Regions from separate parts of the Homo sapiens genome. Here region 1 is linked to region 2. The links are chromatin contacts, found by Hi-C or POLR2A ChIA-PET in ENCODE. All regions are on one chromosome and are shown on one strand. Each heading gives the region's core, a stretch centred on a gene start or an enhancer-like site at or near the end of the contact. The rest is flanking DNA. Distances are from core to core; before and after follow the strand shown. Region 1 holds the start of LINC02916 (long intergenic non-protein coding RNA 2916). Region 2 holds the start of LINC02633 (long intergenic non-protein coding RNA 2633).

The links. A loop is a pair of places that touch in the nucleus more often than their neighbours do. ChIA-PET counts read pairs that join two places held with the same protein, here RNA polymerase II (POLR2A). Pooled maps may share reads with other maps.
Region 1: a pooled map shows a loop between it and region 2 (3-fold over the local background). The contact joins the promoter of LINC02916 here to the promoter of LINC02633 in region 2. A Hi-C loop is called at or near these places in 3 of 50 pooled maps. POLR2A ChIA-PET finds 5 or more read pairs at or near these places in 7 of 52 experiments (BJ, HEK293, K562 and 3 more).

Annotation. Positions count from the first base shown.
Region 1 is chr10:43,418,663-43,422,723 of GRCh38, forward strand. It overlaps LINC02916 (long intergenic non-protein coding RNA 2916), which reads left to right and starts at 1,957. Exons shown (of 2, transcript NR_186397.1): 1 at 1,957-2,404; 2 at 3,008-4,061. RefSeq lists a silencer at 1,760-2,019 and enhancers at 2,016-2,752, 2,110-2,189.
Region 2 is chr10:43,321,368-43,325,275 of GRCh38, forward strand. LINC02633 (long intergenic non-protein coding RNA 2633) reads left to right here and starts at 1,627. Exons shown (of 2, transcript XR_945901.3): 1 at 1,627-2,333. The region is part of intron 2 of LOC105378271 (a long non-coding RNA gene); the gene reads left to right.

The DNA of each region.
Region 1 (4,061 bases), core at 707-3,206, 98 kb after region 2:
GAGCTCCACTACTCTCCAGCCTGGGTGACGGAGTAAAAGACTGTCTCAAACAAAAAACAAAAACAAAAACTGTAAAACTGGTTTGTAACTCCTGTGCTGCATCTAATCTCACCATACCTCACCCAAGGTAAACTGTTTTGTTTGTGTTTTTGTGTTTGAGACAGAGTCTGGCTCTGTTACCCAGGCTGGAGTGCAGTGGCTCGATCTTGGCTCACTGCAGCCTCCACCTCCTAGATTTAAGCAATTCTCCCGCCTCAATCTCCCAAGTAGCTAGGATTACAAGCATGTGCCACCAAGCCCAACTAATCCTTGTATTGTTAGTAAAGATGGGGTTCCACCATTGGTTGGCCAGGCTGGTCTCAAACTCCTGACCTCAAGTGATCCACCTGCCTCAGACCCCCAAAGTGCTGGGATTACAGGCATGAGCCACCGTGCCTGGCCAAATCTGAGCTTTTTATAAAATCTTCATCATAATGGTTCTTAATAATGTTGACTTTGAAGTTTTCTTCCCTCCAACAACAGAGAGTGGGGAAAAAAGATAGTTCATAAAGATCAGTTGATCTTTTTAAAATAATTTTTTTTAAGACAGAGTCTTGCTGTATTGCCCAGGCTGGAGTGCAGTGGCACGATCTCAGCTCACTGCAAGCTCCGCCTTCAGGGGTCACGCCATTCTCCTGCCTCAGCCTCCCGAGTGGCTGGGATTATAGGCGCCCACCACCACGCTCGGCTAATTTTTTGTATTTTTAGTAGAGACGGGGTTTCACCGTGTTGGCCAGGATGGTCTCGATCTCCTGACCTCGTGATCCGCCCACCTCAGCCTCCCAAAGTGCTGGGATTACAGGCGTGAGCCACTGCACCTGGCCTAAAATAATTTTTAATTGACAAATAATTGTACATATTCATGGGGTACATAGTGATGTTTTGATACATATAACGTATAGTGATCAGGATAATTAACATCCATCATCTCAAATATTTATCATTTCTTCCTGTTGGGAACATTCAATATTTTTCTCCTAGCTATTTGAAACTATTATGGTGAACCAAAGTCATCCTATGGCATAGAAAACCAGATAGCTGTACTTATGTATATCCTTTAGCAAATCTCTCCTTATCCTTCCTTTCCCCCTACCATTCCCCTTTTAAATTTTTTTTTTTTTACTTTTTGGAGACAGGGTCTCACTTTTTCGCCCGGGCTGGAGTGCAATGGCGCGCAGTCTGGTCTCACTACAACCTCTGCCTCCTGAGCTCAAGCGATCCTCTCATCTCTGCCTCCAGAGTAGCTGGGACCACAGGCTCTCGCCAGCACGCCCCGCTAATATTTGTATTTTTCTTTTTATAGAGACGCGTCTCGCTATGTTGCCCAGGCTGATCTTGAACTCCTGGGCTCAAGCAATCCGTCTGTCTCCGTTTTCCAAAGTGCTGGGATCACAGGAGTGTGCTACCGCGCCCAGCCTTGTTTTTTTAAATTATTTTTTGTTGAAGGGTCTTGCTGTATAGCCCAGGATGGAGTGCAGTGGTGCGATCCCGGCTCACTGCAGCCTCGACCTCCCGGGCTCAAGCGATCTCTCCGTCCTCAGCCTCCCAAGTAGCTGGGACCACAGGCGCGTGCCACCACCGTGCTCAGCTCCTTCCCAGTTTAACTGTGGTTAAAACTGGTGTGTGAAGGCAATGAGAGAGACCCGCGAAAAATGAGAAACAAGGGTTAGGGCTGACGTCTTTTGCGGACAAAGAAAAAGAAACCAAAGTTTCCTCAGAAAACTTAAGTTGCCTCACAGCCGCCTGGTATCAGGAAACACTGAGCCCGCCCAACGCGGGATCCTCCAGGGGCAGGCCGCCTGAGGCCCACCCGGAGCAGGCGGGGCGGCCGCAGGACCACGTGGCCCAGAGCGCCCTTCCAGCGCTGCCGGCGGCGGGGCGGGTGCCGGGCGCGCCTGCTGCGCGGGGCGGGACGCGGACTCCCAGGCTCTGCGGAGAGCGGCTGCCACTCGCCTCTGTTTTTTTCTTGAGACCTAGTCTGGCTCTGTGGCTCAGGCTGGAGTGCAGTGGCGTGATCACCGCTCACTGCAGCCTCAGCCTCCTCTCGCCTCAGCCGCTCGGTAGCTGGGACCACCAGCGGGCGCCACCACTCCCGGCTACATTTTTTTGTATTTTTAGTAGAGACGTGGGTCTCGCCATGTTGGCTAGGCTGCTGCCGAACTCCGGGGCTCAAGCGATCCGCCCGCCTGGGCCTCCCAAAGTGCTGAGACTGCAGGCATGAGCCACCGCGCCCGGCCGAGAGCCTCTTTTGGCTCCTCCTTTCGCCTTTCCGGGGCCAGGCGTGTGCAGCTCTGTGAAGGGTCCCCTCCCTCTGCGGGACGTCCTCGCTGCCGAGGTCAGAGGTGCGGAGAACATGAGACCCGAGGTGCGTTCCAGCATGTTCCTGCAGCCCTCCACTCCCGCGGTTGCGTAACTCAGATCCCTGAAACACATCGCACATACACGTGACTGGTGGTTTCTCTCTTTAACCCTGATAGATACAGGAGTCCACTAACAGAGATAAGGAATTGTACCATGTACTCCATGCTTCAATAACTGGGTGCTTAGAGACAAGCCTGAGTTCTTACTGCCATCCTAACACCCGCAGCAGAGGTTAACCTACTATCGGACAAGTGGTCAACTTTTCTGCCTTCGGGAAGACTTGGGGCTGGGCTGAGAGAGATAATCTAGAACTTTTATAGTGATCCCGTGTACATTTCCCTAGAATGATGGATTAGGGTATAGTGATTAAATATATAATGTATACTTTAATATACATTAAAAAGTTCTGGAAGGATGTACTTCAAAATGTTATCAGTGGTTTCTTCCATTTTTCCCGTTTGGAATATTGGAACAACCGACTATGTTATTTTAGCCCTTTCTCCTTCCTTCATTGCTTCTCCAAATTCAGGGGCCTCATTGGAGCAAACTTGTTTGCAGGTCATCTGGGCACCCTCTTGAAATAAATCGTCTCTCTTTGCTCTTACAGGTCTCAACTGCTTCTTACCAATATTAATTCCAGTGACTACTATCAGAATATGATGAGCAATCCACTCATCAGAGAAGCTGTTTCTACACTCTCCTGAATGACCATTTTATAGATGCTGGGAAAAAATTGTATTAAAGACTATGAGTTAGCTGGGCTTGGTGGCTCACGCCTGTAATCCCAGCACTTTGTGAAGCCAAGGCGGGAGCATCGATTGAGCCTAGCAGTTCAAGACCAACCTTGGCGGCATAAGCGAGACCCTGTCTCTACAAAAATTTTAAAATTAGCCAGGTGTGGTGGTGTGCACCTATAATCTTAGCTACTTGGGAAGCTGAGGTGGGAGGATTACTCAGCCTAGGAGGTTGAGGTTACAGTGAGCTGGGATCACACCACTGCCCTTCAGCCTGGGTGACAGAGCAGGACCCCGTCTCTTAAAAAAAAAAAAAAAAGTGGTGGACTTTGTTATCCTTATGCATATGACTCATCAATATATCTGTATTTCCATATAGAAAGAACACTTAGACCGGGCACAGTGACTCACGCCTGTAATCCCAGCACTTTGGGAGGCCAAGGCTGGCGGATCACTTGAGGCCAGGAGTTCCAGACCAGCCTGGCTAACATGGCAAAACCCTGTCTCTACTAAAAAATACAAAAATTAGCCTGGTATGGTGGCACACGCCTGTAATCCCTGCTACTCCGGAGGCTGAGGAATGAGAATAGTTTGAACCTGGGAGGTGGAGGTGGCAGTGAATCAAGATTGCTTCACTGCACTCCAGCCTGGGCGACAGAGTGAGACTCCATTTCAAGAAATAGATAACTAAATAAATAAAATAAAAGAGAACACTTAGAAAGGAACATGCTATAGCAAACTAAAATTATAGATGTCAAAAATTTAATCTGGATTACCCAGCATCTCCTATAAGAAACAAAGGGGCCCTCTCCCTCTCCCTCTCCCTCTCCCTCTCCCTCTCCCTCCCCCTCCCTCTCCCTCTCCCTCTCCCTCTCCCTCTGATGCCGAGCCAAGGCTGGACGGTACTGCTGCCATCTCGGCTCACTG
Region 2 (3,908 bases), core at 377-2,876:
CCAGAAGCAGATGCTGCCATGCTTCCTGTACAGCCTGCAGAACTGTGAGCCAATTAAACCTCTTTTGTTTATAAATTACCCAGTCTCAGGCCTTTCTTCAGCAGTGTGAGAACGGACTAATACAGCATCCAAGCATGATGTGTGTGAGGCAGTTGGCTGCTTGAGCCTGTGTCTATAAAAACAAGCTGGAGACAGTGGCTTGGGGAGTCAGCATGCAGATGAAATTTAAAAATCATGGCTCGATACCTTCATTTAAGGAGGGTGAAGAGATCAAAAGAAGGGTCCAAGGCTGGATGGAGGCTGCACCACTGCCACCACAAAGGTGAGAAAGTGAGACCCAGGGAGGCCCCCTGAGAAAGGCTGAAGACCAGGGAATGCTGTCTCAAGCCAAGTGAGGAAAGGCCTTCAAAGAGATGGTGAGGTCCACCGGAAGGCTGGGCAGGGTATGGGAGGGAGATGGCTGACCTGGAGATTCGGAGAGGGTGCAGTGACTGGTAATACTGAGGTCTAGAGTCTCATGGGTGTTCACAGTGGGACAGAGGTGTTATCATAAGGATGGCATATTATAAAGGATGCTTCCAGGTTCAAGTACAGGAAATCCTGGCCAAAGTGGCTTAAACAACAGGGTGTTGGCCAGGCATGGTGGCTCATGCCTGTAATCCCAGCACTTTGGGAGGCCAAGGCGGGCAGATCAGCTGAGGTCAGGAGTTCAAGACCAGTCTGGCCAACGCGGCAAAACCCCATCTCTACTAAAAAATACAAAAATTAGCTGGGCTTGGTGGCACGCACCTGTAATCCCAGCTACTTAGGAAGCTGAGGCAGGAGAATGATTTGAACCCGGGAGGCAAAAGTTGCAGTGAGCCGAGATCGCACCATTGCACTCCAGCCTGGACGACAGAGCAAAACTCCGTATCAAAAAAAAAAAGAAATAAATGAAGAAAAAGAAAGAAAGAGAGAGGGAGGGAGGGAAGGAAGGAAAGGAAGGAAAGGAAAGAAAGGAAAAAAAGGAAGAAAGTCATGGATGCCTCCGCAGCTCCCCACGTCATTTACCAAGGCCACTTGCCCATACCACAGACAGAGAGTCCTTGGTTTCTGGTCCTGCCAGTCAGAATTGGGCGGAACTGCCAAGTTGGCCCAACCCTACTCCAATCCCTGACAAAGGGAGCGGCCTTCAGGAGGCTCGGCTCTCTGTGCACTTTGCTCAAGATACCTGAAGAATGATTACTTTGAGGAAGAAAGGAAGACTTTTAGGAAAGAAGCGACTTTGTTTTCGCGGTCAAGGAGCGAAGGCCCCAAGAGACCAAGGTAGACGCTGAAGGAATCCGGGAAGATGACAGAAGCGGTGAAGAGACGCGAGGTGGGGCCAAAATCTTCACTAACCAACAAGGAGGGCTGCGGGGGCTTTGGAGGGCCTCTTTTCTCGCAACCGTGGCCCCTCCGCCCCTCACCTGCCCCTTGAGTGTCTGTGCAGGGGTCTCACACGCGAGCTTGGCTACTCAGACCAAGCCGGTTTACCGTCACCATGGCAACAGCGCGTCCTGGGCTGGGGCGGGGCCAGACTGCCAGTGCCTTTGTGGCGCATTAGGAGCTAAGCCAGTGATTGGCCATCTGGGCGCGGGGCGGGCTGAGTCAGTTGGAGGGGGCGGGGCTGAGGCTCCGGTGAACGCCGTAGGCCCGGGCTGGGCCGAGGGAGATGATGGATGCCGCTTCTTGCCACTCCCCGGGGGCACCACAGAGAGCGGGGAGCCTGCAGAGAGCAGGGACAGCGGCTTCAAACGCACTGTTTCCGGGCAATGTCACTAATACCAAAGTCATGCCTCCCACTGGACACTCCTGGGCTCCCATCCTTCCTACCAAGAAACTTTCTCTGTGAAACCCACGAAACAGCTAGAAATGGAGCCCAAAAGATAGCCAGGATAACAGACCACAGAGAGGATCAAGGCCCAGCAGGACCTGGCGACTCTAACGCTCTGGCACTAGGGTGTCTAGAATGGGAAGCCCCCAAGGGGCTGGAGTGGGATGGGGGTGTGATGCAGGCCGCCCACCAGGTTCCCTCCGGGCAAAGCGGCAGGGCCCCGCGCTTCCTGAGCCTTCACGGAGGTCTAGTGGTCCCTCTGCCTGAAAACCTGTCTGTTTGTCAGGAGGAGTTCGGAGCATATAATTTTGGGGAGCCATTTTCTTCTAGGGAGTTCACTTTCCTGTGCGGGGCGGCGGAGGAAGACAACACATAACTGAACGACAGATGAAGATAAATTATAAAAGAACATTGTTTAAGTGTTTAATCAGACAATGAAGAGAAACCCAAAACAATGAAACCTTTTCAAGGAAGTAAGGTACACAATAAAAAATCTCTTGGAGGAAGTATCAAAGCTTAAAGATGAGTGGAAAATCGGCTTGCTTTTTGGGGACCAAAAGAAAACAGATTTTTTGTTTGTTTGTTTTTTGAGACGGAGTCTCGCTCTGTCGCCCAGGCTGGAGTGCAGTGGCGCAATCTCGGCTCACTGCAAGCTCCGTTTCCCGGGTTCAAGCCATTGTCCTGCCTCAGCCGCCCGAGTAGCTGGAACTACAGGCGCTCGCCACCACGCCCGGCTAATTTTTTGTATTTTTAGTAGAGACGGGGTTTCACATGTTAGCCAGGATGGTCTTGATCTCCTGACCTCGTGATCCACCCGCCTCGGCCTTCCAAAGTGCTGGGATTGCAGGTGTGAGCCACCGCACCCGGACTTTTTTTTCTTAACACAGAGTCTTGCTCTATCGCCCAGGCTGGAGTGTAGTGGCTCGATTCTGGCTCACTGCAACCTCCAGTTCCCAGGTTCAAGTAATTCTAGTGCCTCAGCCTCCCAAGTAGATGAGATTACAGGCATGTGCCACCGCGCCCAGCTAATTTTTGTATTTTTAGTAGAGACGAAGTTTCTCCATGTTGACCAAGTTGGTCTTGAACTCCTGGCCTCAAGTGATCCATCTGCCTCAGCCTCCCAAAGTGATGGGATTACAGGTGTGAACCACTGCTCCCAGCCGAATTTTTAAAATATACTTGAAAGCTGGTTATCTATGAGCTGATGGCAAGTTTTTTTTTTTTTTTTTAAAGACAGAGTGTCACTCTGTCGCCCAGGATGGAGTGCAGTGGTACAATCATAGCTCACTGCAGTCTCAACCTCCCAGGCTTAAGCAATCCTTCCACCTCAGCCTCCTGAGTAGCTGGGACCACAGGCGCACACCACCACACCTGGCTAATTTTATTTTTTATTTTTATTTTTGTAGAGATGGGGGTCTCATTATGTTGCCCAGGCTGGTCTGGAGCTCCTGGGTTCAAGCGATCCTCCCACCTTGGCCTCCCAAAGTGCTGGGATTACAGGTATGAGCCACCATGCTTGGCCCCAGTTGCAAGATTTTATTAAAAATTTTATAGGTCAAAAATGTAGAGGTTAAAAGACCCTCCTGAGGAAGCTAAACAAAGTGCAGACAGGTACAAAGCTGAACTCCATCGGCTCAAAGAAAACAGTGCCCGGCAGAAGATGCCAGAGCAGTTACATTCAGGAAGCTCCATGCCAGTGGGAGCAGCCCCCTGAGTGAGAACTCCCTGGACTATCTGTTCTAGAAGCCCTGCCTTACAGAGTGGATGATGTGAAATTGTGAGCAGTTTCAGCTGTAGGCAGCAAAAACTTGGCCCAACAACAGAAAGAGAAGATAAAACATCAGAGGAGAGAGAGGACAGATGTCACCCAGACAAATTCTTTCTTAACAAGGGTTGAAAAAGGAGGCGGCTAGTTCCCATGCAGTGTGAGCCATGGGTGGTGGGCAAGATCACAACACACTGCACAAGGCAGAGGCAAGATGTGAGAATGAATGCAAGTCCTTGCCGGGAGTCCCCATGACCCCATCAGCCACAGGCCGGGGCACTGCAACAG